Regions from separate parts of the Homo sapiens genome. Here regions 2 and 3 are each linked to region 1. Evidence: chromatin loops called from intact Hi-C (ENCODE). Cell type or tissue: mammary epithelial cell. All regions are shown on one strand. Links, peaks and the distances in the headings refer to the core of each region. The heading gives the core; the rest is flanking DNA.

Evidence for each region. Hi-C counts contacts between places; a loop is a spot of excess contacts. Peaks named below come from ENCODE experiments on the same cell type or tissue, not always from the same donor. Only the 100,000 strongest peaks of a DNase experiment are listed, where the experiment ranks them.
Region 2: it touches region 1 in a loop (18-fold over the local background); 96 of 110 quality-filtered maps call a loop at or near these places.
Region 3: it touches region 1 in a loop (7-fold over the local background); 6 of 110 quality-filtered maps call a loop at or near these places.

The regions. Positions count from the first base shown.
Region 1 is chr22:43,269,130-43,279,598 of GRCh38, reverse strand. All of the region lies in intron 4 of SCUBE1 (signal peptide, CUB domain and EGF like domain containing 1), which reads left to right. It overlaps SCUBE1-AS1 (SCUBE1 antisense RNA 1), which reads right to left and starts at 3,657. Exons shown (of 2, transcript NR_134582.1): 1 at 3,588-3,657. RefSeq lists enhancers at 1,379-1,879, 9,288-10,074, 10,075-10,469. In mammary epithelial cell, for the core only: a CTCF peak has its summit at 5,522 (motif pointing left); a DNase peak (open chromatin) is centred at 3,898.
Region 2 is chr22:43,380,211-43,390,679 of GRCh38, reverse strand. It overlaps LOC105373053 (a long non-coding RNA gene), which reads left to right. Exons shown (of 4, transcript XR_938288.3): 3 at 2,461-2,593. Among named protein-coding and RNA genes, the nearest start is that of LINC01639, 15 kb to the left of the region's middle. RefSeq lists enhancers at 1,461-2,039, 2,040-2,618. In mammary epithelial cell, for the core only: CTCF peaks have their summits at 2,166 (motif pointing left) and 4,802 (motif pointing right); no DNase peak of the experiment used is centred there; H3K27me3 peaks cover 479 bases.
Region 3 is chr22:43,821,908-43,832,376 of GRCh38, reverse strand. SULT4A1 (sulfotransferase family 4A member 1) reads left to right here. Exons shown (of 7, transcript NM_014351.4): 6 at 3,179-3,317; 7 at 6,264-7,868. The coding sequence ends at 6,376. Among named protein-coding and RNA genes, the nearest start is that of EFCAB6-DT, 15 kb to the right of the region's middle. RefSeq lists an enhancer at 3,629-4,391. In mammary epithelial cell, for the core only: a CTCF peak has its summit at 5,790; a DNase peak (open chromatin) is centred at 5,516; H3K27me3 peaks cover 476 bases.

The sequences.
Region 1 (10,469 bases), core at 1,078-9,077:
GGTAATTTCTAAAGATAGAAATTTACTTTTCACAGTTCTGGAGGCTTGGAAGTCCAAGATCAAGACTCTGGCAGATTCACTGTCTGGTGAGGGCTGCCGCAATAGGGGTTCAGTTTCAACATCATTTTGGAGGGGACACAATCATGCAGACCGTAGCACATGCTTACTCTGTGGTGGGCTTAAAAATAAAGGTTTCTTTCCTGCTGGCACTCAGCCTCCTAAGTGGTTGGAGGTGAGGCCCTGCACAGCATATGCACCGAGGCGGCCACTGTCAGAAGCACTGCCAGAGAGCAAGCCCACCCTGCCTCTGGGGCCTGAGCCCCCTGTTCCAAGTCCACAGCTGTCTCAGGACTGGCTGGGGGCTCCTTGACAAAGGTTACCTGAGAGTTTTAGGGTACAGGTTTCCTGGGGTTGAGCCAGAGCAGAGACCTAGTGTTTCTCCCCAGCAGCGTCTGGGGCAGCCTGTATCTGAAACCCTTGCCCTTAGCCTCTTTCCCACCCCAGACTCTAGTCCTGGGCCCTCCCAAGAGCCTCTTCCAGGCTGGTCCTCGAGCTTCCTCTTGACTCTGTCTTCCACTCTGCCTCTCCCACTCTGGCTTGTCTGTGGCCTGCAGGCTGACTGGACACTGTCCTTCCCCCAAACCTGTCTCAGCCCACAGGTGTCCTCAGGAGGCCCAGCCCCACCCTCCCGCAGCTCAGGTGTCCTCGACAGGCCCAGCTCCACCCTCCTGGAGCTTTGCTGTGGTTTCCATACAGGGTCGCCTGATGCTCACAGCCACCCTGTGACATGCTTTGGATAAGTACTAATGTCCCCATCATGGGAGGGAAAACTGAGCTTCCCTGAGCTGCACTGGGGGGGCAGGACTTCAGGATCAGGGGCTGGATTCTGAGGCCAATGTCAGTTCTTTTTGCCCTGCACCATCCACTTGCAGACTCAAAGAAACAAGCCAATGGACAGAGACCCATGGGCCCTCCTGAGCCACCTCAGCCACATATTGATAGGATCCTATCAGTGTGCCTAGCTGTCAGGTTCCTATTGGCTCCTGGGACGGGATTCCTATAGGATCTGGGCCAGGCCTTGACCTGAGGGGCCCTAGCACGGCTCCTGCAGGGCCAGAGACATCCCCTGCCCTGTTCCAGGGCTTTCCATTATCAACTGTGAGTGCTGGGGCAGCACGGCTAGGAACTTCCTGTTTAAAGAGAGGGTGTGGCCATGCCTCCGAATCCCATCCCAGCCTCAGCACCTGCCTTCTTCAGCCACTCCTTGGAGAAGATCAGCCAGGCAAGGGCGCCAGGCAGGACATGTGGGGTTGCAGGTTCTCCTCGCTCCCTTGCCTGCTGCAGACCAGGTGGACAGGAGAATAAACAGCTCCCTTGCTTACTGGAGAGATTTATGGTGCTACCGGAGGAGGCCTGTCCTGGCCCTGTGCGGTCCGGAATGGCCCTCAAGGTGGGGACAATAAATCCAGCCCATTATTTTTTATGAGCCTCCCACTCCATAAACAACTCTTTCGGCTGGTAAGCCCAGCTTCACGCCCCTCTCCTGGCCTGGCCTTGAGCCGGCGCCAGGGGCACCCCCAGTACTGACTTCACATCAGTGGTATAAATTTCCCCTAAGCTGCAGAACTTTCAAATCTCCCAGAGTTGTGGGTGCAGGGCAGGGAGAGCTGCAACCCAGAGGGCTAGGCCAACAGGTAGCTTGCCCAGCCCTGGCGTCCTTCTCTGCCACAAGTCCTGGGGCAAACATTCATATATTTTATGACAGAATTGTTTACGAGAATTAAAATGAGATCGTATATACAAGACATCGCCTCATGTAGAGCCCGGTCCAGATCACTAGAACTGTGCAAAGCTGTCATACGCATCATAGCTGAGCATAGTGCATAGACTCTGACACGAGTCATCAGATCCTGAGAACAGTCTGTGTCATGTAGCTACCCCATTTTGCAGGTGAGCAAATGGAGGCTGAAAAGCAAAGAGACTTGTCCGTAGTGAAGAAGTAGCAAAGCCAAGATTTGCACCCAGGCCCAACCGCCTCCTAAGATCAAAGACACTTGATGAACCAATGGATGGGGGGCCAGGGGCAGGGGTGCTGTGCAGCCCAGATGCCCTGTGACACAAGGAGCCCCTGTCTCGCCATGCTGCCCTCTGCCTAGGGCTGCGCTGCCGTCTTTTGCCTGAGTTAGTGCGGCAGCTGCCTCACAGGCCTCCCTGCCCCGCAAGCCTTCTGGTAGCAGCCAGAACCACTGCTCTGCCCAACCCTCTGGCTCTGTCATTCCCCACTCAAGACCTTCCCATGGCTCCTGAGAGGAATGTGGTTCTCTGCAGCCTGTCCTTGCTTGGCATGTCATGAACCAGCCATAGTGAACTTCTCATCCCGGCCTCTGCCCACACAGCTCCCTCTGTCTGGAACTCCCGCTCATCCTGACTGACCATCGCTCACTGAGAACCCTCTACACCTTTTCCCCGCACACCTCCTGATCCCCCAGGTGGAACCTACGCATCCCTGCCTCTGTCTCATTCGGCCTCCACCCTCAGCCTCCCTGCCCTGTCTCTCATGTCTCTGCTCCCGGGCCTTTCTCCCCCAAGTGAGGATATGCCCTTGGACACAAGGACCCGCTGGCCCCCCAGTGTCCAGCCTGGGGTCTGTAGGGAGCAGGCAGTCAGGAAAAGCTGAGGCGAGGTCATGGAGTTGACGTGCGTGAGAACCGAAAGCATGCTGCCCTGGAGGGAAGCTGGCCTGCACGCCTGTTCTAGAGTGAAGTAGCAGAGGCCCTGGAAACACCATGTGTCCTGTCAGAGGTCACTTAGCATGTTGGGGGCAGAGCTGGAACTTGTCCCAGGCCCCTAGGCTCCAGACCAGTGCCCACCCCCTACACCGTAGCCCACAGCCTGGCTTCCCACCTGGGGTTTGTGGGCACAGGCCCTACGCATGGAAAGTCATGCAGATCTGGAGTGTGGGTTCGGAAACCACCGGGCAGATGCCTGGTTGGCAGAGTGGGGAAGCAGCCGAGGTCATCCTGGGTCATTAGGGAGTGGTGTGAGCCCTCCCTAGCCTCATTAGGGAAATTGGGTTGTGACTGTGGCCACAAGGCCAATCTCCTGGTGGGACGTCTGCCTGGCCACCCCTGGCCGCAGCATTCCCCAGGTCCTCGTCACCCGCCTGAGGCCAGCCAGGTGGGTTTTTGTCTCCCGGCCTGGTGGCTGCTTGATTATGTCACCAGACTCTTTCAGCATGTACGTCCCATGGGACTTCTTCCCTTCCTCCTCAGCCCCCGATCCTGGCTCCTCCTCTGCCTCAGCCCTCTCCTAGCTCTCCCCTAAGCTTCTTGAGTCTCCTTGCTGACCAGCAGTGGCCACTTCTCCAGCTCTGACCCCAGTACCAACTGTCCCCTAGACGGGGACCCCAGCTACAGAATTCCCACCTGCCCAAAACCAAACGCAGCATCTTCCCATCCTCCCAGACCTGTGCTTCCTAGCGCGTCCCCCATCAGTGGGGCACCAGCGCTGGGGTGCTGCCTTCACCCTTCCCCTGTGTGGCTCCCACATCCTAGTGTGACCGGATCCCACGTCCGAGCTCTACTCACCTCCCAAACCCAGCCAGCTTCCTCACCCCTGTTGCCCTGCCTTCTTCAAAGGTTGTGGTTGCTAATTGGTGTCCCTACCTCCGCCTCATCCCCCTTCCCTCCTGCATCCTGCAGCCGGGGCGCTTTCTCCGCCCCCCTCCGAGTTCCTCCATTGTCAGGCACTGCTGCCTTCCTGCCTCCCAAGGCCTCCCACAGTCCAGTTCCTCTCTCCTGGTTCCTCCCCATCTGCCTGTTGTTCTCCCTGTTACGGCACACGTGCCCTTTACTGATTACAACCTCGGTATGTGTCATCCTCTGCCTTTACTGCCATTTCCCATTCCCCTCCCTTCCTGGAGAACTCTTAGTCATCCATCAAAACCCAGCGCACTTTCACCTCCTCTCTGAAGCTGTCTCTGACTCTTAGGCAGGCGTGCACGTCTTCCTCTTTACTTGCACTCATGTGTTTGAAATGGTTCAGCCCTCTACTGCAGGACCAGTCCATGAGCTCCCAAGAAGGGCAGGGATGTGTTTAAGTCATCCTTGTGTTTCTCACGTCTCACACAGGGCAGGGTGCAGAGGAAAACATGCCGCATGGGAGTGTAGAGGAGATGAGACCATCTCATGAGGGACTCATGCCCGAAGTGTGTGCATCATCCGTTCACAAAGTGCCTTCACACCCCTCGTGCAGAGCAGTGTGCCCAGCCCACCGCCAGGAGAGGGACGCCCAGCGCGTCGTGGTTTGCTGGGTCCTGCACTGCTGTCCCACCTTGCTCCCTTCCACAGCTGGTCAGCTTGCAGGTCTGCCGGCTTCTCTCCACGAGGCCTCTCCAGCCCCAGTTTGTCTGTCAGAAGCGCAGAGACCCCCAGCCTCACTCCCCAGGCCTCTGCATGGGCTTGTTCCTGCTCCAGAACACCTTTCCCTCCCGCTGCCCAGCCTCGCCTCCACATCACAGAGCGCCTGACTCCTGTGCCCCCAGGGCACATCACAGATCGCCCACACGTTTGTCTGTTGAGTGCAGCGACAAGTCACCAGACTAAGTTTGAGTCGGTGGCGGGAATTGGCTTATGTCCCCAAAGTGGCTGTACCTGCCGATGATCCAAACGTACCTACTGTGCCCCGAGCCCATGAGCCCCTTTTGTCCTCGAAGGGCCATGAGAAGTACCCGCTGCCGCCCCTCATGCACAGCTGAGGGAGAGGAAGTGAGCGCCACTGCTTGTGACGCAGCCGGGACTCCAGCCCCAGGCTGTGGCTCTGCAGCCCCTGCTCCTTTCTGCGGCATGTGGGTGGACAGTGGTGGAGAGTCACTGGCTGGGGCTCGGGGACGCTGCTCACAGCCTTACAGATCCTCCTGTTCGTGTGTCCACAGTGCTCTTACCACTGTCTCCTTCCGGGTTCCCAGGGCTGCTGTGGGAACACTTTTGGGATGCTACCACCTTGGCCCCCATGCCTGGGCGCCCTCCATCTCGTCACCTGCTGGAAAGGAAAAACAGACCTTTTCCCTGTTCGTGGCAGGCCATGGCCTGGGCACCTGCCTGAGCTCTCTGGCAGTAGGAGCTAAGGGTGGCACTAGACAGCCTGTCCGTCCGCCATGGCTTCCTTTAGGGTCCCTGTGGAGGGCAGGGCAGGGTTGCCAGATAAAATACAGAGTGCCCATTTAAACTGGGATTTCAGATAAACAAGTAATTTTTTTTATTATAAGTATGACCCATGCAACTTTTGAACATACTTATACTCAGGAAGTATTGATTGTCCACCTGAAATTCAGATTGAATGAGGCGTCCTGTATTTTTATTTGCTAAACCTGGCAACCTGAGGGAGGAAAGAAGGACACCTCCAGCCTCCCGGGCCTTGAGGGAGTAAAGCTCAGGAGGTGAGTGAGTCTCTTGACTCTTGACTTCTCTGGTGCAAGACCTCAGGTCCGTGGGGGCAGAAAAACTTGATTGCGGTGACACCTAGTGACCAGCCTGGGAAATTTCAGGAATCAAGGGAGAGGAACGGGGAAGAAACGAGGCAGGGCAGGGGCTCCAGGTGAGGAGCCAGCAGGCAGGGGAGAGGGAGCGGGCCAGCCTTACAGAGCACCCCCTGCAGCTTGAGGGATCTGAGCTGGAGCCCATCACCTCTGTTACTGCCCTTGAACACTCTTACAAAAGAAAGTTTTAAGCTGCGCGTGGTGGCTCACACCTGTAATCCCAGCACTTTGGGAGGCCGAGGTGGGAGGATCGCTTGAGCCCAGGAGTTCGAAACCAGCCTGGACAACATGGTGAAACCTCATCTCTACAAAAAATACAAAAATTAGTCAGGTGTGGTAGCGCACACCTGTAGTCACAGCTACTCCAGAGGCTGAGGCAGGAGGATTGCTTGAGCCCTGGAGTTCAAGGCTGCAGTGAGCTGTGATTTGATTACACCACTGCACTCCAGCCTGGGCGGCAGAGTGAGACTCTGTCTCAAAAAAAAAAAAAAAAAAAAAAAAGAGGGTTTTAGTCTCCCCACTTTATAAATTAGGCAACAACAAGTTCTAAAACCACATGCCTTAGAAAGGGCTGGGATGGGGACGCAAATCAGCGCTGTCGAATCAACCTGCCCCACCTCGGTGTTGCCCAACCCATAGAGCTTTCTGTGGCTCTGCAAATGTTTCTTGGTCCTCCCAACTGTCAGAGACAGAACCACCTCCCATTTCACAGAGGCAGCTTTCTAGGGGTTCCCGGTGCCAGGACTGGTCAAGGCCCTGGGGTGGGGAGAGGGTGCTGAAGGGAGGCTGGCATCCATCCTGCTTTCGGAGAAGCTTGCCAGGAGCCAATCACAGTCCCAGCTCTGTCTGTCTCCATCTGTGTACACAGTGCGTGCCTGCCAGTGAACCGCATGGCAGTGACTGGGTCTCAAACTGAGAATGAGCGTGTGGGGTTGGACACCCTTCCTCCTCGGTCTCAGCCCAGGGCCTGCACACAGCTGGTGCTTAGCAAAGGTTTGTCAATTGAGGGAGTGAAGGAATGCGTGAGCTGAAAGGTCAAGGGCAGCAGTCCTTGTGTGCCACCTCTTGATGTGAAAGAAAGAGCGCTGAGCTTGACCGAAAGTGGGAGGCTGCATGTGAACTCTGCACTGACAGCTGCGTGACCAGGGCAAGTCACAGCCGCGTGACCCAGGACAGTCACTGTCTCGTGGGCTTCAGCCTCCTCAGTGGAAATGGAGAGGCTTCACCTAGATGCTCTCCAAGGCGCCTTCCAGTTCTAGCTTTCCAGAAAACCAATCCATTCTGGTTTTTGCTTGCGTGTAAACACAAAGCAGGACAATTTCTCTCGGAGCTGTGGCCCATGTCCGTGCCCGGTGAGCTCATCAACCAACCACCTTGCAGGTGTTTATTGGGCACCCATTCGGGCTTCACTGTGGTCCGGCCCCTAGGAGAGCAGATCAGGAGGAGGCGCAGACAAGGAGCGGGCTGGTTGGTAGAAAGGCCTGCGCCTGCCTGGAATCCTGGGGCTGGAAACCAAGGAGGCACTCCCTAAATATTTGTGGAATGAAGGGGCACGTAAGCACACAAGCAGTTGAACGTGGAAGGCGTTGGGAGCCAGATAATACAAGATGTGGACTCTTGTGGCTGGAACAGCTGGGTGGTGAGTGCTGAGCCAAGGCCTGTGCACACCCAGGACGACTAGTCCTCTGGGGCCTGGCAGGAGCCTTTGAACCCTGAAAGAGGGCCCAGAGTCGGTGTCAGAGCAGAAGGGACGGTGCTGCGAGCGTGTGGAGTGGGTGGGAAGGGGACCAGGCAGAGTGGGCCAGCTTCTTTGCTGGGTCACACACCCAGCTGGGACCCAGGACCCCAAGAGGCTCTGGGGGATAAACTCTTTCCCCTACATCCAATATGGCATATTGGTCAAAGCAGAGGGGGCAGTGAGAAGGACGACGAGAGGAGCAGAGTTCCCTTGAGGGACCGTCCAGGCTGCCAAGTGGGTACCAGGGCTGATGAGGTGTGAGGTGAGCACTTAATGGAGGGGCTAGAACCCCTTTGGGCCTGCCAATGGAGTGGCCACCAGGGCATCAGCTCCCTACTCCCTCACACAAGGTAGAAGACCTGGGGCGGCAAGTCTCTTGATCTGTCTAAGCCTCAGCATCCTCACCTGTCCGGTGAGTGCTGGTTGTACCTGGCACTTGGTCATTGAGATGTTCAATTAGGAATGTTTGCAAAGAGCCCACTGTGGGGCCTGACACAGGGGCGCTCTGGGTAAGTAGAAGCCCGCAGTCTTTGGTCACTTGCATTTCCCAGAGGGGACTACCCCCTAGGGATGCTGCCTGGGGGTGGCTGGGCTCGGGGCCAGCTGGGGGTCTAGTCCGGGACCGCCAGCTGTTGGTTCCCGGCAGGCCTAGATTTGCCCCAGAGAATGTAATCTGGGGGATACAGGGTGGAAGGCAGAGCCGTGTGTTTCTACTGAAGCCGAGGCCGCACCGCGAGAGGCTCTCAGTGTGCCACTCCAGGGGCAGATGCTGTCAGCATGGAATTAGGGGATCCAGGGGGAGCCAGAACGGCAGCCAGGTCTGGGCCTGCAGACAAGCATACCACCGTTGTCTGAGAGTTGGCCCCTGTTCCGACACAGTCCAAATCCAGAGTAGCTGATCCCAGGCCGCTCACCAGTGAGCTTGTGTTTATCAGACGGTTTCTGTGCATTCACTGGGTTTCTGTGCATTCACTGAGTGTTAGGCATTGTACAGGGGACGAGGGCAAAGAGGTTACTCAGGTGTGGGCCCTTTTGAGAATGCCCCATCTGGAGGGAGGGAGACAATGTGTAACAGGTACAATTAGTGTGGTGAGTGCTATGAGCAAGGAGGGAGCAGGGGAGCCCCAGGCATGGCCCCAGTCCAACCTAGGCACTTGTGGAGAGGGTGGAAACAAGGAGGGCTTCCTGGAAGAGGTGACACAGAAACAGCATCTCAAGTAACTAGCCAGAAGTTGCCATTCAGAGGAGGGCGAGAGCGTGTCCCAGGCAGAGGAAAGCACCTTCTCAAAGGCTTAGGGTGGGAAGGGAGCGGGGGTTGTGCAGGGCGGCCGGGAGGCTGCCCCTCACCCAGGGCTCGAAGAAGGACAAGTCAGCTGGAGAGGCAGGTGGCAGGGGTCAGGGAGGACCTTCAGTCCCATGCTGAGAACTTTCAGCCTAACCCTTTGGGCACTGGGTGCAGGGGCACTGAAGAGTTTTTTTGCTTGTTTTGCTTGTTTTGTTTACAGTAGGAAGACACAGTCAGATTTATGCACTAGAAAGTTCCCTCTGCAGCTGGAGAAGGGCAGGTCTTCAAGTCAGACAGACCCAGGTTTCAGTTTCGCCTCTACCTGCCTCCCATGTCCTACTCAGTGACCACAGGCAAATCGCTCCACTTCTCTGAAGAGCTTCTGCTACATGGGGATAAAGCTACTTGCCCTGCAGGGCGATGTTGTAAAGGCTTCTCTGTCTCTGCCAGGCCTTGGCTTTGCAGGGTATGTTCCCGGCCCACAGGGGGCTCTCCATGGATCTGAGGAGACTGGCAGGGCAGGATCGGAATCGGCACCCTGGAGAAGCTGTCGTTGGAGACGGCCTTGGCGAGACAGTGTGTTGCAGCTCCAGCTCTGTCCGCTGGGTTCAGCCCCCTCACCTTACCTCAGTCACTAACCTCTGTGCGCTCAGCGTTCTCAGCTGTTAAGTGGACGTAACACAGGTTGAGCATCCTTTATCCAAAATGCTTGGGACCAGAAGTGTTTCCAGTGTTGGATGTTTTCACATTTGGGAACATTTGCAGATACATAATGAAGTAGCTTGTGGATGGACCCAAGTCTAAAGATGGAACGCATTTGTTTTATATACTCCTTGTACACATACCTGAAGGCAATTTTACATGGCATTTCAATAATTTTGTGCATAAAACAAAGTTTGTGTGAAGTACTTATGTGTAGAATTCTCCACTTGTGGCATCATGTCAATGCCCAAAAAGCTTTGGGTTTTGGAGCATTTCAGATTCTGGATTTTCGGATGAGGAATGCTCAGCCTGTGCCGTAGCATACCCCGTCCTGAGCTTGTCAGGGAATCCGTGAGGTAAGGAGTCTCTGGTGTGTGGTAGGCCTGGCGCACAGGCAGCCCTGATGAACGTGGGAGGCTGCACTGTTGTCATCATCATCTCTCCCACCAGCCCCGACCCTACAGCTGTTCTGCGCCTTCCCCCTGGGCACCACCTTCCCCGGGTTTCCTTCACCCCCCTTCAACGTTGGTGGGAGCTCGTGTTTGTTTTTCCCTGCATGGCTTGGACAGCTTGCGGAGTCGGGGTTGGGGAAGGCAGCCGCCTCCTCCCCCTGCCACCCCCAAGGCTCCAGGCTCTTTCTTGGCTCCATAACTTTCTATTGATGAGGCGAAGGGAGGAAAATCCCTTCCTCCCAAGTTGAGGGGGAAGGGCGCAGCAAGGTGTTTGTTCTTTTCTCCCTGCTCTGCCGTTCCCAGCTTGCCATCCCTTCCCATGTATTTAAGGGACATGGATGCAGAAAATGATGTTATTGATGAAGTCGCCATAGCAACGACCCTCAGGAGGCACACATTCCAGCTTTGTTATCCGACCGTGGCGGCAAGAAAGGCCCCACTCCTAAGTACAAACACGCTGGGCCGCACTGCCCTGCTTGAGATGCATCCGTGAACTTTGCATTGCAGAGGATGTGATGTACGCACTGGCTCGGGGCCAGGCAGACCATGCCATCGTTTCTCTCTGCGCACACTCTAGTGGAGTACCCAAGAATGATCGAAGGCCTTGGGGGAAGATAGGCCCCGGTGGGGAAGGGCTGCCAGGGCCTGTCAGAGTCCAGAGGAGATGGCGACCTGGGGGAGGGCCCATCGGGAGGAAGCACCGGCCACTTGGAGAAGAAGACACAGCCCGGGGCACGTCTTCCCCGACGCTGTCCC
Region 2 (10,469 bases), core at 1,657-9,656, 110 kb before region 1:
TCGCTTGAACCCAGGAGGCAGAAGTTGCAGTAAGCCAAGATCACACCACTGCACTCCAGCCTGGGTGACAGAGCAAGACTCTGTCTCAAAAAAAAAAAAAAAAAAAAAAAGACCCTAGAGCAAAGGACCTGAAGACACGGTGCAGCCTCCTGCCCCACAGAGACCAGGAGATCATAAATGTGTTTTGCTGTAAGCCTCCAAGTATTGTGCTAATTTATTTTGCACCAATGGACAATGAATCCACCAGGCAAACAAATAGCAATGACAGGAAGAAGAATTAGTAGTGGTAGTATAGAGATATGTTTGTGTATTGAACACCTACTATGTGCCGGGCACTGTGTTAAGTACTGCACAGGCTTTGTCTTGTTCCTTCCTCACATGAACCATATCCATGCTATGGTCACCTTTTACAGAGGAAGAAACTGAGGCTCAGAAAGGTCAAAATGACTGAGAGGCTCCAGAGCAAGGCCCAGAGCCTGGCTCTGAGCTAAGAGCTGGTGGGAGAGGCGGGAGGTGGCCCAGGAGCACCCACCCCAGTTTCTGTTTTCCAGATCCACTTTCCTCCATATCATTCTCCTCTTTGGGTGCAGACACCCTTCATCTTGTCACACAGTGATCACATGGACACAAATGCACCTGCAATATCTTTAGGCAGACAAACTTCCCAGAAAATAACAACAATTTTACCTGCACTTTTAAGAAGCATTTAATTCCTTCAATTGTCTGGTGGTCCATTTGCAGGGGAAACTGAACTACCTGATCATTTCTCACTTCACCTGCCATACGGGAAAGAGATTCAATTAGAAAAATCTATTGCTAATTTGAAAGCTCTGATTCTATAATTTCCTACAGGGAAGACATGTAAATTGCGTGTTATTTAACACCCTTTCATGGCAGGTGAGTTCCGCGGGGGGCCATTATAATCCACTCTCCCCTCTTCTTACAGATTCCTGACAAGGGGGAAGAGGGAGGAGGGAGAAGGAGGAGGAGGGAGAACAGGAGAGCATTTTGAAGGCTGACTCCAAGTGGCTTTAGGAACCCATAAGTTTGAAGGGCTTAAATTAAGCAGGGTCAGCTGATTGGTGCCTGCCGGCTCCCTGGGAACACAGGCCAGATTCCCTCCTCCAACCCTACAACTCCTCCTGCCTTCCCCTAACCATCTGGAAAATCACCATGGCAGGCGGAGGGGTCAGGATGCCCTGATCCACACTCTAGCCTCTGTCACCAGCTGTGTGGCACGTAGCTGTCCCTTAATCTCTCTGGCCCTGGTCTCCATCTGTGCAATGGGGAAAACTAACACCCCCAGCCTGAGCTGCTGGGAGGACCAAAGTCCATTTCAAGTGTAAAACACAAAAGGGGACTTTGCAAACTACAAAGCACTGTCCCCTGGTGAAGGGCGCTAGCACTGGGACCCGGACCCTAAAGAACCCACTCAGTGTCTCCCACCCTAAAAACTCCCTAGAAGGTTTTTCTCTAGAAGGACCCGAATCTTTCTGGCTAAGGGGTTTTCAAGATGAAACTATTTCTTCCCACACAATTATAGCAAACAGGCTCTTTGCAGCACCCCTACACACACACAGACACACACACACACCCCTGGGTAGATTCTCTGGAAGAATGTTTCAGAAGCCAAGGGGCCTCTGGGGGCCTCTGGGGTGGGGAGGTGGGGAGGGAGGGAGCAAAGAGACCTAGTTTTTACCGAATGCTTTTTGTACGGCTTAGATTTCTTTCCACCTTCCTTCCTATCAGGTGCACCCAATTACCCCTCAAAAGCATTCTTTTATACTTTTATACATTTATTCAGTTTTAACAAATGAAACATGTGACCCATGGCTCCTCCCTCCTTCCCCCACCCTGGATCCCTGGCTTCCTGGCCTCCCCTGCCTCATGCCAACATTCTGGCTCCCACGTTCCAGCACCTGCCCCAGCCAGACCCGGGGCCGGGCTCCAACCAGGGGCTGTCACTTCCACCTGGGCCCCCCTTGAAGCTGTCGACCTGGAGCTGGCTCTAGAGGGAAGAACAAAAGTGCGCTGCTCCTTTCAGGGAGCTGTGAGCAGACACACCCCCAAACACGAATGCACTGGGATGGGGCGACCTTGACAACACCCAGAGCCCTCCCGCCTAGCCGCCCTCCTTGCAGGCCCCACTGGCCGGCGGGCGCCACCTGCTGGACGCAAGCGAGAAGTGCACGCTGGTGCCCACTCATCTCCTTGGTCCTTCCAGACTGAGACGGGCACAGCGGTCTGCAGCCCTGGGCAATGTGTCCCGGGCTCCCGCCGGGGGCGCGACATCCTCCTCCCCACAAGTTTCTCCCAACAGCTGTTTCAGGTGTTTTTCCCAGACATGACGTTTTTACATGTTGGAGGTGTGTCAGACTAAAAATCTCCATTCACTCCCCAAATGTGCAGCGGGGCAGCCCAGTGACATGGTGACCAACAAGATGTTCATGGTCCCTGCAGGCTCTGAGGACCGGCGGCTGAGATTAAACAACTTATTACACAAAGAACCATTTAATTGCAAGCACAATCACGCTTAGTGGAGAAGGAGAGAACGGAGCACGGTTTAAGATGATCTCCTCACCAGTTCTGCAAGGTAGGATTCATTGCTATATTACAGAGGAGGCTCAGAGAGGTGCAGTGACTCCCCTAATATCACACAGCAAGAGAAGGTGGGGCTCAGATAGGGACCCGGGTCGTCCAGGCCCCAGGAGGCTGGGAAGGTGCAGGGTCCCCAATAGACCCACTGCCAGTTTGCAGAAATAGCCTCCAACCCCCTCCCTCACAAGGGTCCAGGGAGCAGCTCTTTCCCCAAAGGCTGGTTTCAGCAGGTTGCAACCACTGCTAGGGGTTATAGGGGTTACACCAGGCCCCCTGCAAGAGCTGCAGACTCTCTTGTCTAAAACGACAAGCAGACAGAACGGAGTCCTCAGACACTGTCCCCGAGAGACCACCTTCCTCTGCCTCTGCTCACCTCCCTTTTCAGCAAACTAGCCCACCATCCTTCATAACAGAAGAGGGGCCTGCAGTAAAACATAGCATGCCTGGGCCCCCTACAAATTGCCATCTCCTCCCTGGCCTCAGTTTCCCTGCCTGTCTATATAATGAGAGGTCAGACCGGCTGGTCTAAAGGTCAAGGTTGATCGAAGCACTCTAACTCTCCCCACCCACCTCCCTTCATCAGCCAGTGCAGAGACACACACGCCCCTCCATGGTGCTGGATGTCCTCAGTTTTCCCAAAATGACCTGGCTTTGAAAGACCAAGGCCAAAATGGTTTGGCGGTGACTGTGGAGGCCAGCAGGACTCCCTGGCCACACGGTGACTCAAAGAGGCAGCCGGCAGGACAGCCCTGTCTCCCCTTGGGACAGTGATGCAATCCATGGGCAGCTGGGAGGGCTCCGCGGGCCAGACTGCTGGGCAGGCCCCCTCGCTTTCTGAGTTTCGGGCCCTCACTGTAACCTGCAGACCCTCCTTGAGCTGGAATCCAAAGCCCTCCTATGTGTGAGTCCTGCACTTCTCTAAAAGTGGTGGAAAAGACAGGCCAGGTTCGAGTCCAGCTCCCAACCCACCACTGCTGTTTTCAAAGCCTTGTGCCCTTGGGCAGGTCACCTCACTCACCCACTGCTGTCCTGTCTCATTCCCATGTGGATGTCGGTGACACCTGCCTCCCAGGTGGTGGCAGGTAAGACGAGATGATCCCGTCAGCAGAGGGCAGAGTGCCTCGGGGGAATTGGTGCTCACAGAGTTAGCCCTGATGGAGATGGCTGCCCAGGCTGGACCTTGTCAGCCTCCCCAGATGATGGATGAATAATGGATGGGCAGGCCGGGCGCAGTGGCTCACTCCTGTAATCCCAGCACTTTGGGAGGCTGAGGCGGGTGGATCACCTGAGGTCAGGAGTTCGAGACCAGCCTGACCAACATGCTGAAACCCTGTATCTACTAAATACAAAAAATTAGCTGGGTGTGGTGGTGTGTGACTGTAATCCCAGCTACTTGGGAGGCTGAGGCAGGAGAATCGCTTGAACCTGGGAGGCGGAGGTTACAGTGAGCTGAGATAGCACCATTGAACTCCAGCCTGGGCAACAAAAGCGAAACTCTGAAAAGAAAGAAAGAAGGAAAGAAAGAAAGAGAGAGAGAGGAAAGAAAGAAAGAGAGAGAGAGGAAAGAAAGAAAGAGAGAGAAAAGAAAGGAAGAAAGAAAGAAAGAAGAAAGAAAGAGGGAGGGAGGGAGGAAGGAAGGAAAAGGAAGAAAGAAGAAAGAAAGAAAACAAAGAAAGAAAGGAAAGAGAGAGAGAAAAGAAAGAGAAAGAAAGAAAGAAAGAAAAGAAGAAGAAAGAAAGAGGGAGGGAGGGAGGGAGGGAGGGAGGAAGGAAGGAAGGAAGGAAAAGAAAGAAGAAAGAAAAGGAAGGAAAAGAAAGAAAGAAGAAAGAAAGAAAAGAAAGAAAGAGAGAGAAAGAAAGAAAGAGTAAGAAAGAGAAAGAAAGACTGGATGGGCAAATTTGGACCGTGCACACACCAACCACCTTGCACAATGCTTGGTACTCTCACATCCGTGACTTCACTTAGCCCCCATAAAACCCCTGCTTCCATCATTTTCCAGCTGGGGAAACTGAGGCCCAGAAAAGAGACATTCCCAGTGTCACGCAGTGCTGGGTTCCAGCTGGGCAGTGCTGGAATCAAACCCCGGTCAACAGGGAGAGTCAGCTGCAGTTTGTCAGTGGAACAGCCTGAGCCGTGCGGCCGCGTTTCGCCAGAAAATCACTCCCTGCTCATCATAACCGGCACCTCTCCATGTCGGCCACACGAGGGCAGCAGCGCCCCGGCCATCGCCGGGCTTCGCACTGAGGCTTCTTCCATCCCTGCTGAGAACGACTGGGCGGTTGCAGCCAGCAAGGCTCAGAGGAGGAAGGGGCCACGTCGGGGACCTCTAGGGTCTGCGAGGGGCCCAGGCTGTGTCCTGCCCCCTCCGCTGCCTTGGTGCATGAAAGACTCCACTTCTTCTGTGAAATGGAGGCTTGTGTCCCCACCCAGGCAGCCCAGGCTCCGGATAACATCAAGTGCCTCTGCCAGGCTGGGGTGCGGCGAATAATCAAAAGAAGCACGGAACCACTGACCAGGTCCAAGTCTCCATTTCACAGAAGTGGAGGCTTCATGGTATCACTGCCTCCGTGCAGAAGAAAAGGAGACTCCAGAGGCTGACGCAATTTGCCTGAGGTAGACGCAGAGTCAGACTCAGAGGCCGTATTGGTTCGTCCCACCGTCTTCCAGAGAGAATGGGCTGCCTCCTGGAGCCCTGACCCACCCACGACAGCCCCCAGGATGTCCTACAGCCAGTTGCAAACTCAGTTTGTCCAAAGCCATTGCCCTTCCCTCTCTGTCTTCTGTCAGTGGGAGGCACCACTGCACAGAGACCCCCAGCCTGAAACCTGGCATCTCCCAAAACTTCTCTGAGCTCCTTAACCCCACATCTCCCATCCAACTCATCACCAAACTCTGTGGATTCTCCCCAGGCCCGTTTTTTAAGATGACAAAAATTGCCTTGAACTACATCTGGGCTGTGATTTCGGATTGGGACACACACTCTTCAGTTTGCTACAGGCTTCACCGCTCCCTGCTGCATCCCCAGCTCTGGGGGCCCAGGTCAGCTGCTGTCGAGCACTGGGCTTCACTGATGTGCTTTTTACAGCGAGGGAGTATTTCCTTGCCCCATCAAGTGTGCAGGAAAGAAAGCTGGGCAGAGAAGTCTGCCTATTTGAAGAAAAAAAATCAGAAACAATTTTCTTCAGGTGACAGAAGGCAATTTTTAAGAAGCATGCAACCAAAATGCATTATATGTAAACTGTGTAATATCTAATATTTTTTACGCTCAGCCCACGTTATACATTTTTGCCACCTGTCTGGCCACTGTAGGCTTTGGAGGTTGCAACCCCCAGGTGATAATAATCACAGAAGAGACTTACAGTGAGATAGCGAGATGGGGGTGGGTGTGGGCAGAGGGAGAGGAAGAGTCAAGCCATTTAGATAACTTGGGTTTCCTCTCCAGGCCCCAAAAAGCAGGAAGGGGGCGCGTAGAGTACTACCTCCTATCCTATTTTGTCCAAAGCCAGATTCATAATCATTGCCACTTCCATGCACACCCTTCTCAGTTTCCCACCCGATTCCCATAGACGGGGCCCCTCCACTATCTCCTGCCCACAGTATAAGTCGTAAAGTCTCCCAAACCTCAACCAGGTGAACAATAGTGCCTGATGTCACCCAGGTCCTATTGCAATGATTATGTGTTTTTTCTTTAAGCTGTTAATGGAATGAATTATATTAATTAATTTCCTAATAATAGGAATTGCATTCATAAGATAAACATAACTTCATCATAATATGCTGGGGTTTTTTGTTTTTGTTTTTTTTTTCTTTGAGATGGAGTCTCACTCTGTAGCCCAGGCTGGAGTGCAGTGGCACGATCTCGGCTCACTGCAACCTCTGCCTCCAGGGTCCAAGAGATTCTCCTGCCTCAGTCTCCCAAGTAGCTGGGACTACAGGCGCCTGCCACCACACCTGGCTAATTTTTTGTATTTTTAGTAGAGACGGGTTTTACCATGTTGCCCAGGTGGTCTCAATCTCCTGAGCTCGGGCAATTCACCTGCCTCGGCCTCCCAAAGTGCTGGGATTATAGGCGTGAGCCACTGCACCCGGCCTGTACTGTATTTTTTATTATTATTGCTGAATTCACTGTGCTAATAATTTTCAAGAATTCTTGGAATCTATGCTCATGGGTAAAATTGACTTGAAAGTTTTCTTTATTGTACTGTCATCATCTGATTAGCCAGCTTATGCTAACCGAATAAGGTAAACTGGTAAGTGTTGACTGTGTTTCTCCACTGTGGAGTAGAAATTTGGGTAAGCTTGAACTGATTTGTTCTTTGACTGTTTAGCCAAATTAGGATTTGGTTCATCCCACCATCTTCCAGAGAGAGCTGGGCTATTAATTTGGTGAATTCCAAATTCACATATCTGGAATTGTCATCTGGGACAGACGTTTTCTTTATAGGAAGATTTTAAACTACTAAATTAATGTATTAAGTGATTATAGGACCTTTCAGGTTTTCTGTTTTTTCTTGAGTCAACTTCAGTAAATTGTATTTTTCTAGGAATTTGGCAATTTTGTTTAAGACTTCTTATGTATTGGCATACAGTCACTTATAACAGTCTTGTGATATTTAATATTATTCATTTACTCTATGAAAAATCTAGAATTATGTCCCTTCTTTCATCCCTAGTATTGTTTATCTGTGCTCTCTCTTATGTCTTAAACTTGTAAGAGATTTTTATAATTTTTTAGTCCTTTCAAAAAATAATATTTTGTCTTTGATTCTCTTCCCTACTTAGGTTTGTTTTCCGGTTTTTTTGTTTGTTTGTTTGTTTTTTGTTTTTTTGTGTGATGGCATCTCACTCTGTTGCCCAAGCTGGAGTACAGTGGTGTGATCTCAGCTCACTGCAGCCTCCCAACTCCTGGGTTCAAGTGATTCTCCTGCCTCAGCCTCCCGAGTAGCTGGGACTACAGGTGCCCACCACCACGCCTGGCTTATTTTTGTATTTTTTAGCAGAGACAGGGTTTTGCCATGTTGGCCAAGCTGGTCTTGAACTCCTGGTCTCAAGTGATCCACCTGCCTCGGCCTCTCAAAGTGCGGGATTACAGGTGTAAGCCACCATTCCCAACCATTTAGGTTTGTTTTCTACGTCATTAATTTCTGTGCTTTTTTTTTAGATGGAGTCTCGCTCTGTCACCCAGGCTGGAGTGCAGTGGCATGATCTCGGCTCACTGCAAGCTCCACCTCCCAGGTTTATGCCATTCTCCCGCCTCAGCCTCCTGAGTAGCTGGGACTACAGGTGCACACCACCATGCCTGGCTAATTTTTTTGTATTTTTAGTAGAGACGGGGTTTCACCTGTGTTAACCAGGATGGTCTCAATCTCCTGACCTCATGATCTGCCCACCTTGGCCTCCCAAACTGCTGGGATTATAGACATGAGCCACCACGCCTGGCCCTAATTTCTGTTCTTAACATTTGATTCCTTTTAATATCTTGGGGTTTATTCTGCTGTTCTTATTTTAACTTTTAAGTCAGATGCTTAGTTCGTTCATTTGAAGCATTTCTTTTTTCTTCTTCTTTTGTTTTATTTTTGAGACAGAGTCTTTCTCTTTTGCCCATGCTGGAGTGCAGTGGCACCATCTCAGCTCACTGTAACTTTCACCTCCTGGGCTCAAGCAATCCTCCTGCCTCAGCCTCCAAAGTAACTGGGACTACAGGTGTGCACCACCATGCCCAGCTAATTCTTGTATTTTTTGTAGAGACATGGTTTTGCCAGGTTGCCCAGGCTGGTCTCGAACTCCTGGGCTCAAGCAATCCACCCACCTCGGCCTCTCAAAGTTCTGAGATTACAGACGTGAGCCACCACACCTGGGCCATGAAGCATTTCTTATTTGCCAATACAAGCATTTAAGATTATAAACACTCCTCTAAATACTGCTTTGGTTGGATCTCACAAGTCGTGATGCAAAACATTTTTGTGAATGCTCAATTCTAAGTATTTTCTAATTTTAGTTGTGATTTCGTTTTTGGACCGCGAGTTGTTTGGATGTACTGTTTTTCCTAAAGTACAGGCATTTGCTTGTTGTCTTTTTGGTTATTAACATCTAACTTGTTTAGATTGTGATCAGAGAATATAGTCTGTGTACACATTGTGGTGGAAGCTATGACTACAGCACAGCTTCCTCTTCCGGAACGAAGGACTTAGTCCCCCAGCTGCTGCGAGAGCTGCTGGAGGATGGCCCCCAGCTGTCTGCTCTCTTAGGAAGTTATGTGGGCTGAGGAAATTGACTTGCCCAGTCAAGACCATGCCTCCTTCAATGAGCAGCCTGCATGCAATGGCTGCTCAGGGTGAGAATGTAAAGGCCTGGTTCCTTACCAACTCACACCCTTCTGAAGGACTACCCAGCTCCAGCACTCTCTGCGGAGCTGGCAGAGGCTTCCGTGGGTATTGCATTGCTGCTCCACCTCTCCATCTGTGCAGACCTGTCTCATCCCATGCATTCCACAAGTGCTGATCCAAGGAATGTTCCCAAATAAAATTCCTGCACCCCAATCCCCATCTCAGAGCCTGACTCCCAGGAGATCCGACCTACCAGCCTGATCTTGGACGTGCATTGAGGTTAGCTTTATAGTCTATGATACTTTCCAAATGTCCCATGCATGCTTGAAAAGAATGTGTTCTCCCCCATTTCGGGGTTTCATATGCTACATGTTGATTATATGAAACTTGTCATTGTGTTCCTCAAATCTTTGATTTCTTCACCAAAATGGCCTAAAAATATCCCATCCTAAAGGTGGAGATATCTATTCTTGTCCCTTCCATTTTTGCTTTATATTTTTTGCAGCTATGATGATATTATATATAAATTGAGAACTGGTACAGCTTCCTGGTGAATTGAGCCTTCCACCATTATCTAGTGACTCTGGATCACTAGATAATGGAGTGCAATGGCACGATCTCAGCTCACTGCAACCTCCACCCCCTGGGTTCAAGCGATTCTCTTGCCTAAGCCTCCCGAGTAGCTGGGATTACAGGTGTGCACCACCACACCTGGCTAATTTTTTGTCTCTTTAGTAAAGACGGGGTTTCTCCATGTTTTTTAGGCTGGTCTCGAACTCCCAACCTCAGGTGATCCACCTGCCTCAATCTCCCAAAGTGCTGGGATTACAGACGTGAGCCACTGTGCCCGGCCACATATTTTTTCTATACTTGGACTTTCAACAGTTCTTGGTTCCTATGTTTGAGGTATGGGATTATGCTCTCTTGTAAACAGAACATAATCTCTGTTTTTAAAATTCATTCAGACAGTCATCTTTCAACTAAAGTGTTTAGTCCTTTAATATGAATTACTGACAACATAAATGTAGATTAATTTCCATGGTCTCATAATGTATTTTCTATTCATTCTATATTTCCTACCCTCAGCCCCCTTTCTAATCTTCCTTTGTATCATTTGAGATTTTTATCTTCTTTTTCTTATCCTATTTTTTCTTTCTAATTATTTAGAAGTTATCAGCTCTATGACTAGTTTTTAGTGCTTACTCTAGCTATCTTAACACTGAGCACTTAACAAAGTCTAAACTTAATATATTTGCCTTCTCCCCAAATAATGGAAAGACATTCACAACTTGAATTTTGAGCATCCGTCCCATATTATATGGTATTGTCCAGTATTTTAATACTAGCCCATTTTTCCTACCATAAGTTAGGCATTATTATCGTGGAGTCCTATACTCCGTTGTTGTTTAGTTTTCCATCAAATGTTTCCAACATATGTGCCCATTGTTCCTTCTTGTATGCCTTGCCTTTTCTCTGGAATAATTTTGATTCTGTCTGAACTACATTACATTTAAATGTGTCCTTAGTGAAGATCTTTTGGAGGTA
Region 3 (10,469 bases), core at 1,738-9,737, 550 kb before region 1:
ATGGGTCCTCACCATGGCTCTGTGTTATGGTGAGGAAAGAGCAAGGTCATGTGGCGGTCTAAGGTCACACGCGCCATGGAGCCGACTGCTGGGTGAGCCTGTCTGACTCTACATGGGCCTCCACCTGTCTGCCTCTTGTCCACACAACTTGACACAGAGCCACATTTAGGGTCCCTGCTCACGCCCAGAGGACGGTGTGGTAGAGATGAAGGTGTAGCCCAAGCAGGTTGGAACCCTGGTCCTGCCGCTGACCTCTGTGAAGCCGTCGGCCGTGGTTTCCTGTGGTGCTGGGGAACAACGTGGGCTCTGGATGCTGGCTGCTCAGGCCAAAGTCCTGACCACCCCAAGCCTCTGTAAAGTGGGGAGGTGACAGCACCCCCGTCACTGTGTGGCTGGGAGGACTGTGTGAGCATCACCTACGTGCAGGCCTGGCACGGGCCCGCCTGGTGTGTACCTTTTTGTGGTGGTGTCATGCACAGTGAGGTGTACTTGGCACACACGTGGGGCTTGACAGCCTTTTACCTGTCACATCTGGGCAGCCACCTTCCAGATCCAGAACATTCCAGCTTCTTGCAGTTGATACCCCTGCTTCCCAGAGGCCACCGCGGTTTCATCTCCCTCACCGGAGCTTGGCGTTGCCTCTTTGGAACCTGTCAGGTGTGGAACTCGCATGGGTTTTGCTGTCTGGCTTCTGCGCAGATGGCGAGGCTCCTCCACCTGCGTGGCGCGGAGCTCTGTTCTTTCCTGTGCTGTGGTCGGTGCTCCGTTGCAGCACGAATGTGCCACCGCTTCATCCATCCAGTGTTGCCGGGCGTGGAGGCCATTTTCACTTTGGGGTGGTCATGAATAAAGCCTCCGTGGACGTTCTGGAGTCTTGGTGGACGTCAGCACTTGTGCTTATCGGGCCCATACCCAGGAGTGGAATTTCTGGGGTCCTGGGTGTGCATTTGTCAGCTGGTCACTATTTTGCCACCAATGACATAGCATTGAACATGCACTGCCCAGGGCCACTGAGGCCCCAACATGAGAAGGTGAATAGGGAAAGCGCCCAGCTGGCCAGCTGCCCACACATCTCGGGGGCAGCTGCCGGGTCAGCAGTTTCTTCCTGGAGCTTCAGTTTCCTCAGCAATGATGGACTGAAGTTTTAAGGTCCAAACACACACTTTACTCCAAGCCCTTAAAGGGAAGTTCATCCTTCTCTGCCTTCCAGGCTCCCCAGTGAAAGTGGTCAGACCTGTTGCTTTCAGTCCGTCAGGGTCAAGGCCACCAGCCCTGCCTGGAACTTTAAGAGCTGCCGGGGTCAGTGCTGGGACTTCATTTTCTATCAAAGCCGGTCTGTGACTCAATGGCATCCCTGGGACAGTCAGCGTTTCGCCTTCTAATTGGCATGGGTTTATTCTTTTTTTAGGAACCTCAGTAATGGCTTGTTTTAATGGAGGTCAAGTCACATTTTTAGGAATTAATATTGTTTACATCTTACTCCAGAAAACTAGCCCCGAGTGAGCATGGTTGTCTCCAGGACTGTGGTGTGGGTCCATGTGTTCTCACCCTGGGGTTGAGAGGGAATGCTTCCTGCCAGAGCGCTCACTGCCTGCGCTCCACTGCACCGCAATTACAGTGGCCCTTTCCCACGAGCCGGGCACTGTGCCAGGCACCCCGGGTATATTCCCACTTCATCCTCAGTCATCTTGCAGGGTGTTCTCACCAGTCACGGGGTGCCCTGACTGCAACCGTGTGGCCAGCTAGTACCTGCCCATGTGGAGGCACGACCCCAACACGCTGGCTCCGTGCCGTGGTGTGCGGCCTCTTGCTGCGGCCCTGTCGCTAGTTCCAGATGGGGAATGTGTGGCTCAGAGAGGTGAAGTGGGCCGTTCCTGCCAGCTGACCTGGGCGTTCTGCCTGATCCCTGCTGGGTTTCATAACCAGCAAGTGTCCTGTGACATGTTGCTGGATGTAGCCTGGCAGAAACGCCCCTTCCTCTGAGATGGACGTCACGCCGCAGTGAGCTGCCCCACGAGGATTCTGCTGAACGCTCCAGCAGGCTGACTTTAAGCCAGCTGTGTCCTTCTTGCGGCATCTCTTCTGAGAGCCAGGTTTCTTCACTCTTTCTCCATTGCTACCCTTTTTCTTTGAAATGGAGTTCTTGGTGGCAGGGCAAGGGAAAGGGAGCTCTGTATTCCTTGGCTCATTCTCTAATAACTGTTCCTCTGACTCTTGAGTCAAGCCCTGCGCCCGGGATGCACCACACCCCTGCCTGTGGAAGGCAGTGCGAGGCCAGAATCAGACCTGCAACCGCTGCTGCAGGAGTCAGCGCACTGTGGGGACCCAGGGAGGAGCTGGCGCCCACACCAGCTGACTCCCACACCAGCGGTCAGAGAACATTGTCTTTTAAGGTTTCCGAAGTGCTGCAATAAAGAAATTAAATCATCTTTTCACTGTAGGACTTTTTAGAGGCTTTAATGCGGGAATTTGCTTTACAAACCTTCCAGAGAGGAAACAGCCTCCAGCATCTTCCTAATGGGACCAAGGCACCTCTAGGTGACAGCTCAGGGCTGTGATTGAGAAGACGAGGAGCCTCATCTCTTGGGGAGAAAGTGGCAGGGGTGGGGGGCTGGGGAATGGCCCCCTCAAGACGGTTAGCCACATCAGTGACATTCCGCTGTCAGGCGTGGTAAAATAATGGGGCAGGGTATGGCAGGCATGACGGAATCTTGCCTGTGATGAAGCGGGCTCCCTGCCCAGTGCAGGGCCATCTGGAGACCAGAGGGGCCTCCCTGCGCTCCCAAGGGCCAGCCCAGACGCCAGCTGACAGGCAGCAGGAAGGGAAAGAGGAGCCCATTAGGTCTTGCTCCTCACAAGAACCATGTTCTGAAATATGTTTTTTACTTCTTGCTCCTGTTAAAACTTAACCACACCTCTATTAAGACCTCATGTCTGCAACCCAATTCCCTGGAGGACCAGGGTTTGAATTCAAGATCTCCACGTGAGAGCTGAGCACACTTGGGCGATTTCTTAACCTCTTAGTGTTATTTCTGGACAAGGCTGATGTCAGCCTTGTGAGCATTAAGTAAGGAAGGCCGTGTGTAAAAAGTCCTCAGCGTGTGCCCAGCCTGGGGTCGTGTCCAGTAAAAGGCCCCGCCTCTGATGGGCTGCTCTGCTCTCTGCACTTGTCTTCCAGGACCTGGTGACGATGGTGGAGCAGCTGGCCAGATTCCTGGGGGTGTCCTGTGACAAGGCCCAGCTGGAAGCCCTGACGGAGCACTGCCACCAGCTGGTGGACCAGTGCTGCAACGCTGAGGCCCTGCCCGTGGGCCGGGGTACGTGCCCCACCCTGCCTCCCGCCCAGGCACTCCCCACCCCAGCCAGGCTGCTTTCTCTGCCTGCTTAGGGAGCCGAGTCCGGTCCCTGTTGCCCTCCCTGCTCTCCTTTTACAGCAGTCTGTAGCTGGCCCATGGCCTGTGCTCTGTTAGCTGGTGCCCATGGATGGCACAGTGCTCATGGAGTGACGGAGTACCCTGCCCGCTGGTGTTTGCATTGCCTCCAAGCAAACAGTGTTTTGACTTGAAAAAGTGCATTTCAGGCTTTGTGGGCGGGATGTTTCTCAGCAGGGAGTCTACTCAGATGGCCTGAAATCAAACGCCCCACAGAGCAGATCCAGGGACTGGGTTTGGTGCTATGACATGTCAAAGCGCAAAGCATGCTGATGGGTTTCTCAGTCTCTAACTGACTTGTGGGAGAGTTAAATGAAGTGGGCGGGAAGTTAGGAGACACCGTTTTTCTTCCTTCACTGAGTGGACGCTGACTGAGCATCTTCTGGGTGCAGGCAGCACAGGTGAGGCCTAGCCCCACTTCGGGGTGGTGAACTTAAGCAGACAGTACCAAGCTAAGCCGCTGCACAGAGGGAGGCCAGTTCCTGCTCTTGGCGGCAAGTGACAGTGGGCATGAGGCAGCTGGAGATGGGGACAGTGTTCCTGACAGGAATCCTCCCCAGATCCACCTGGGTTGCTCCCCCTGTCCTTAAGGGTGTGTGGCATTTGGCTTTGATGATGGAGAGCCCAGGCTCTAAAACCCCTGAATCCCAGGGTGCTGGCCTTGGCCATAGGAGGCCCCCTGTTGGTAAGTATGAACCTGATGGACACTTGGTGTGTTGGGCACTTCCTGGGTTGAGAATGTTTGCAGGGAGGGCCCAGAAACGTGGATGGCTCTGTTCAGCAGCAGCCCCACAAGATGGAGTGGGAGATGCCTGGGGCGGATGAGAGACGCGCTGGGCTCCAGCTCAGCTCTGCTGCCCTCTGGGAACGCAACATAGGTCAGGCCTTCAGCTTCTGCGGCTTTTTGTTCTTCTCTGAAAAGGGGCTGATCACGGCTAAGGGCGGTTTGAAGGTCAAGTGCAAAGTGCCGTCTCTTATAAAGGCAGAGCAGTGGACTCCTCAGGAGGAAGTGAACTGAACCACAGTCCCTCTCGACTTCTTTCCTGGCTGCATTTTCATAAATATTTGTTATTTAACATTTATTTGCTCTTTTTTAGTTTTGCTTTTGCTGTGTTTTGTTATCCTTGGATGTGACCTTCTCCAAAATACCCCTTTTGGTTCACGTGTGTGTGTGTGTGTGTGTGTGTGTGGTGAAGCAGCGTCGAGAACATACTGTGTGCCCATATGCTCCTTCCCTTGGGTTTGCTTTATCATGGTTTACCTTGGTTTTGCTTTATTTCAGTTCTTTGATTTGTTTTCTTTTAGCACATTGCGTCTTTGCTCGGAAGATCTTCTTGAGTTGGTGAGAATGCAGGGCCGAGTAGCCAGCTGCATTGCTTAGATTTGATTCATGTCACAGCATAAATTGTCTTGATTCCAAATCCTAAACCAGGTGGGTGACTCCTCTGACGAGCTCTCAGCTGTCTCAGCTGAGAAAAATAATCATGGAAAAATAGTTTGGTTGCTCTAGCAGCTTCTAATTTTGCCCCTTAGGTATCATTAAAGGGTTACAAGAATAATTTTTCTTGTTTTTCTCTCCAACACTGATAATTTTTTGTTACCAAAGAGAAAGTCCGTGTTACGTTGGGTATTTTAGCTCAGCATTTGCAGGGTTGCAGTTTGAAAAACCTGAGGTCCTGCCTGGACAAGGACCGCTGTTAATAACGGAGCTAGTGAAGGACATTTGCTGGAGACAGAGCTCTGATCTCAGAGAGCTGACAATGGAAAGAATTCTAAACGAGCAGTTCTTCAAAAGCAGGGAGGCAGTACTCGGGTGATGTGCTCACAGCTCCCATAACTGGGAAGTTTGGAATCCCCGCCCCAGACATCTTCACGGTCACCGTTGCTATTGGACTAGACCAACCTAAGATTTTATATTAACAAAGACAATGGGAGCAACAACTTCTCTTGTCATGTTGAGCTGTCTTTCGTTTTTCCAAAGCCTTCATAAACCAGCGTAGACCGGTGCCTGCAGTTTATCCCACAGCTCAGCCCTCCCTTGTGGCTGCCAGGAAGAGGTCTGGGTTTCTGACTAAGCCTGGGCTAGAGCAGCTGGGGGCTGTGCCCAGACTCATTTTATTGTTGACTCAGGGAATTCTCACTGCAGTGCATGTTTTGCATCTAGTCTGTAAAGCTAGCTAATGCTGCGACTATTTGATTCACTTTAAATTCCTCCCCAGGGTTTGCCAGGGCAGGCTTCTTGAAATCTGCATCTTTGGCCCAGTCAGGAGGGCTTCCTACTTAGTGTAAAATTTTCTGCACTTTGAATGATTTTTTTTTCCTTTTCAAATTCTCCCGAAGCCAATGACGCCTTGGTGGCACTGTTGAGCTGTGAGTGGATAATGGCGTGGGAAGGGCCAGGGCTGCCTGTGATGCCCAGAGCAGTGCACTCCCGCGGCAGATCATACTCGCTCCTGGGATGTTTATTAAACACCTGCCACGTGCCAGGTGCCGTTCTAGGTGCTGGGGACCCAGCACTGAACAGGAGTAGAGTCTCCCTGGTGGGCCCCAGCGGGGGGTGTGGAATGGCACCAGGAGGTGGTTGTGGCTCACTGTGCCACAGCCTCAGAGGGAAGCTGGTTCAGGTCATGTTCTGCCGCATCCAGTAGTTTCACAAATGTTAGGGGACCACCTGGTCTGTAGCTCAGACGGCCCTTCCTGCCCCCATAGGCCAAGTTCAAAGGGATCCAGGAATAGATCTGGAATGTTCCAGATCCATTTCCAAGGCTTCCTTTAGTTCAGTAGCTGGCCGGACAGCAAGTGGCCCCAGCAGTTCTCTTGTTTGCGTTTCAGGAAGAGTTGGGCTGTGGAAGGACATCTTCACCGTCTCCATGAATGAGAAGTTTGACTTGGTGTATAAACAGAAGATGGGAAAGTGTGACCTCACGTTTGACTTTTATTTATAATAACAGAAACAACAACCTGCATGCTCACAATACCCAGACAGTCTACTAGCCAAAAGTCCTGTATGCATTCATTTATTCCTTGCTGGACAAACTCTGGAAGCAGCGTGTGAAACAGCGGGGGAAGGGAAGAGCGGCGTGAGCGGAGGGAGTGTGATGATTCCCAACCGAAAGCAGCTGTCTCGCCTTTAGAACGTGCAGCCTCTCCATGTCTGATTACAAACAGTCTCCACATTGCAGTTCCAATGGCCTGGACCGTAAGGATAAAGCCTGTAATATATGCAACTAGAATGTCTGCCTTTTCAACCCCGTATTATTGTATTTTATAGAGCTTTTCACTGGAAATCTACATAAATGTCAGTAAACCAAATAAAAGTTCATTTCCAAGGGGAATCAGGAGCGAGCCACACCCGAATGGTAGAAAGATCTCAGGGTTAACTCTTTATTTTTGTAGTTTTATTATCTAAGGCACAGCCATTCTGTTCTCACTTGGTTCTGAGATAGTGGTGAGAACAGAGGATGAGTTGGGTCTGTTGGGGGGAATCTGGACACTTGTTTATTCTGACGGAGTTCACTTCTTCAGAACCTTCCTGAAATGAGCAGAAATTGTTCACTAGGTCTTCAGAATGGACGTCCTTCTGCCAGAGACTTCCAGCGGGCGGCTCCAAAGGCCCAATGCAGAGGAGCCCGCGGAGCATGTGCTGAGGGAAGTCTGCCTGGTGAGGCTGGCAGGTGGGAGTCTAATGCAGTCAGGAGCATTTGCATGCAGTGGGTGGAGAGTCGGCCACCAAAGGACCGAGTTGCGCTCGGAATTTGAGCTGAATTCCACAGCCTTACTTTGTTTCCTGAAGTGATAGCCTACTAATGCTGGCAAGCAGATGCTTAATAGTAAATTTCTAAAATCCCCGGGTCTTTATCATTCAGTTTGTTCTGTGCACCTGAGGCGCTCAGCCGTGGGAGGACCATTTTGCGAGTGTAGCCCTGTTTCACTCGGATCAGGTTGGCACGGCCGCCTGCGTGTCTGTCCACCTCATCCCTCCGTGTATCTGAGGGAGTAAAGGTGAGGTCTTTATTGCTTCACTGCCTAATTTTCTCACCCACATTCGCTGAAGCGATGGAGAGTCGGGGGCCAGTAGCCAGCCAACCCCGTGGGGACCGGGGTTGTCTGTCATTTATGTGGCTGGAAAGCACCCAAAGTGGTGGTCAGGAGGGTCGCTGCTGTGGAAGGGGTCTCCGTTCTTGGTGCTGTATTTGAAACGGGTGTAGAGAGAAGCTTGTGTTTTTGTTTGTAATGGGGAGAAGCGTGGCCAGGCAGGTGGCACGTGGCATCGCATGGTGGGCTCGGCAGCACCTTGCCTGTGTTTCTGTGAGGGAGGCTGCTTTCTGTGAAATTTCATTTATATTTTTCTATTTTTAGTACTGTATGGATGTTACTGAGCACTACACATGATCCTTCTGTGCTTGCTTGCATCTTTAATAAAGACATGTTCCCGGCGTTGCGTCGAGCGTTTCTGCTTGTGGGGGTAGAGGGGTCCCTGCAGCGGTGCTGTCGGTGCTTGGGACAATATGACTGTGGGCCCCGTTGACACCCCATTCCCTGGGGTTGACAGCAGAGGGAAACAGGCCCGTGTTGGGCTTTGATGAAGCAGAATTCAGACTTTCCAGGGGTTCACTTCTCCCCATTATTTCACTCAAATTCAGACTTTCCAGGGGGTCAGTTCCCCCACTATTTCCTCATTCACCTCTGATCACTTCTATAAATGGGGTGGAGGAGAAAGGGTAAAAGCATGGGAGATGCGGGTGCACCTGTGGGTCCAGGTGTCGGGACCTCCCAGTCTCTGCCTGGGAGCCCTGTGTTCAGCGTTGCGCACTGTGGTGCCCGAGGCCGGCCCCTCCAACTGTGCTTCCCCACTGGGAATTCCAAAGCCTGTCTTCCTGATTTCCTGTGGAAGGAGAGTCCAGGGCATTGCTTTCCTTGAGAAAGCTCGAGCCTTCTGGAAAATCATGTTTATTTTCAAATGAACTACCTCTAGGTCTCAGGTGAAATTCTAGAAATTATTTTGGCACCTGGAATTAACACAGACCCTGGGTTAATCAAGTATCCAGTCTGCTGTGCCCTAGAGGGCTTGCCTTCTAGTAATTTATTAACCACATCAGTCAAGCAGCCAGGATGCAGTCAGTGTGCCTGGAGCCCAGGCAGCGCCTGTTTACCCATGTCCACTCTTCCCTGCGTGGTGGGTGACTCACCTCACTTCATGGAGTCGGTCATTCGACTGCACCTGCTCCATGCCAGGCACTGTTCCCGGCACTGTGGATGCGGCAGGGGACAGAGAAAGCCCTGCCTCTGTGGAGTTTGCATTCCAGTGGGGTAGACAGGCGACAGAACCCAAGATCAGTTCAGGCCCAAGCGTGCTCTAAGGGGATAGGGAACATGCCCGTGGAAGAATGGGGGGGCCTCTGAGGAGATGGTGCTGAGCAGTGGGGGGCCTGGCTGCAGCTGGGTGGGCAATGCGCTGGCAGGCACTCGGTTTTGGAGGGGTGGCTGCGAGCCAGCTGGAGGGCCTCACAGGTCATGAGATTTCAGCTTTTGTACTAAGATAGGGAGCCATGGGAGGGCTTATTCAGAAGAACGCCACCTGCTTTGCATTTTTAGAAGCTCTCCTGGCTGCTTTGTGGGTAGACTGCAGGGGCAAGAGCGAGTGGACCTTTGTCCCAGCTGTGAGTCACTCCATCTGCAAAGTGAGGTGGGCACTGTCTGAGAGCATCTCCAAGGTTTCTTAGGGGTCTGCAGTTGCAGGCCTTCGTGTGCTGGCTTCTGAGCATGGTTCTGGCTGTGCTCACCTGGAGCTAAGGCAGGGAAAACAAGCCAAGGCAAAAGGTGCTGTGAGGACTGTGAGGGAGCCAGGGTCAGGAGGAGGGAGCCATCAGGTTGGCAGTTGCATGGGAGTGCGGGTGGGATTTGAGCTGTGTCCTGAGGTTGAGGGTCACCTGGACAGGCAGGGAATGGGAGAGAGTCCTGGGCAGCCCTCAGCCTAGTCCTTTGTTATTTTACACAACAATCCACAGAACATTCCTGAATGTCAGAGCCCTCTAAGCGTAAGCCAGTGGTTGCCTGGTATTTTGATTTCACAGACCAATTGAGATTCCAAAAAGTATTTTGGGGACCAACCAACATAGCACTGACACACACACACACACACACACACACACACACACACTTCTTGCCATAGCACTGACACACACACACACACACACACACACTTCTTGCCATAGCACTGACACACACACACACACACACACACCAACCAACATAGCATTGCCACACACACACACACACACACACACTTCTTGCCAAGCAAGACCCTGAACTGATCTCAAATGATAGCCTTCAGCTGCTGCCCCTGCCCGGGCTGGGCGCGCCTTGCTGTCCTCCTGGCTCTGACACCAAGTCATTTGGAGTTCACTTGTTTTCCCTCGACCCCCCGCTCTTCATCTGAAAAGGGATCAGCACAGATTCCATGGTTCTCTGACCTGAAGCAGGTAAGTCAATTCCTCTGGTCCAGTGTCAGGATTTACACAGTGGTGATCGTCATTGTCCTGCTCACGTCAGAGGATGGTTCTAAGAACAGTGACGCTCCTTTGAGCATAAATAAAACGAGGCTGTGCTGGCCCCATCCTCCTGCCGGCCAGCCAGGCTCCCAGAGTGGCCAAGCTGCAGTTGCCAGCGGGTGGTGCACCGGGGGAGGTGCGTGAGCACTGCTAGGTGGGCATCCACAATGTCCCCAGTACTGCGGAGAGACCCCCTCAGGTACAGGCGCCACCACGTGCAGGCCCTGTCCTGGGAGATCTCAGTGGAGATCGGTTTTTACCCACCTCTCTAGGCCATGGGGCAGTGGTGTTTGTGGTGGAAGGAGGGAGCCTCAGGTGTCCAGCAGCTCTGCCTGGCCAGCTCCGTTCTCCCGTAGAGTTTGGCTCCATTCCTGCCCATTGACATCCTCTTCCACTCTTTATTGTACAACGTGCATTTTAAGACAGGGAGGGCCCCTGGGTCAGGTGACCCAGCATGACCCAGCTGAGGAACAGCCTCTGTGACATC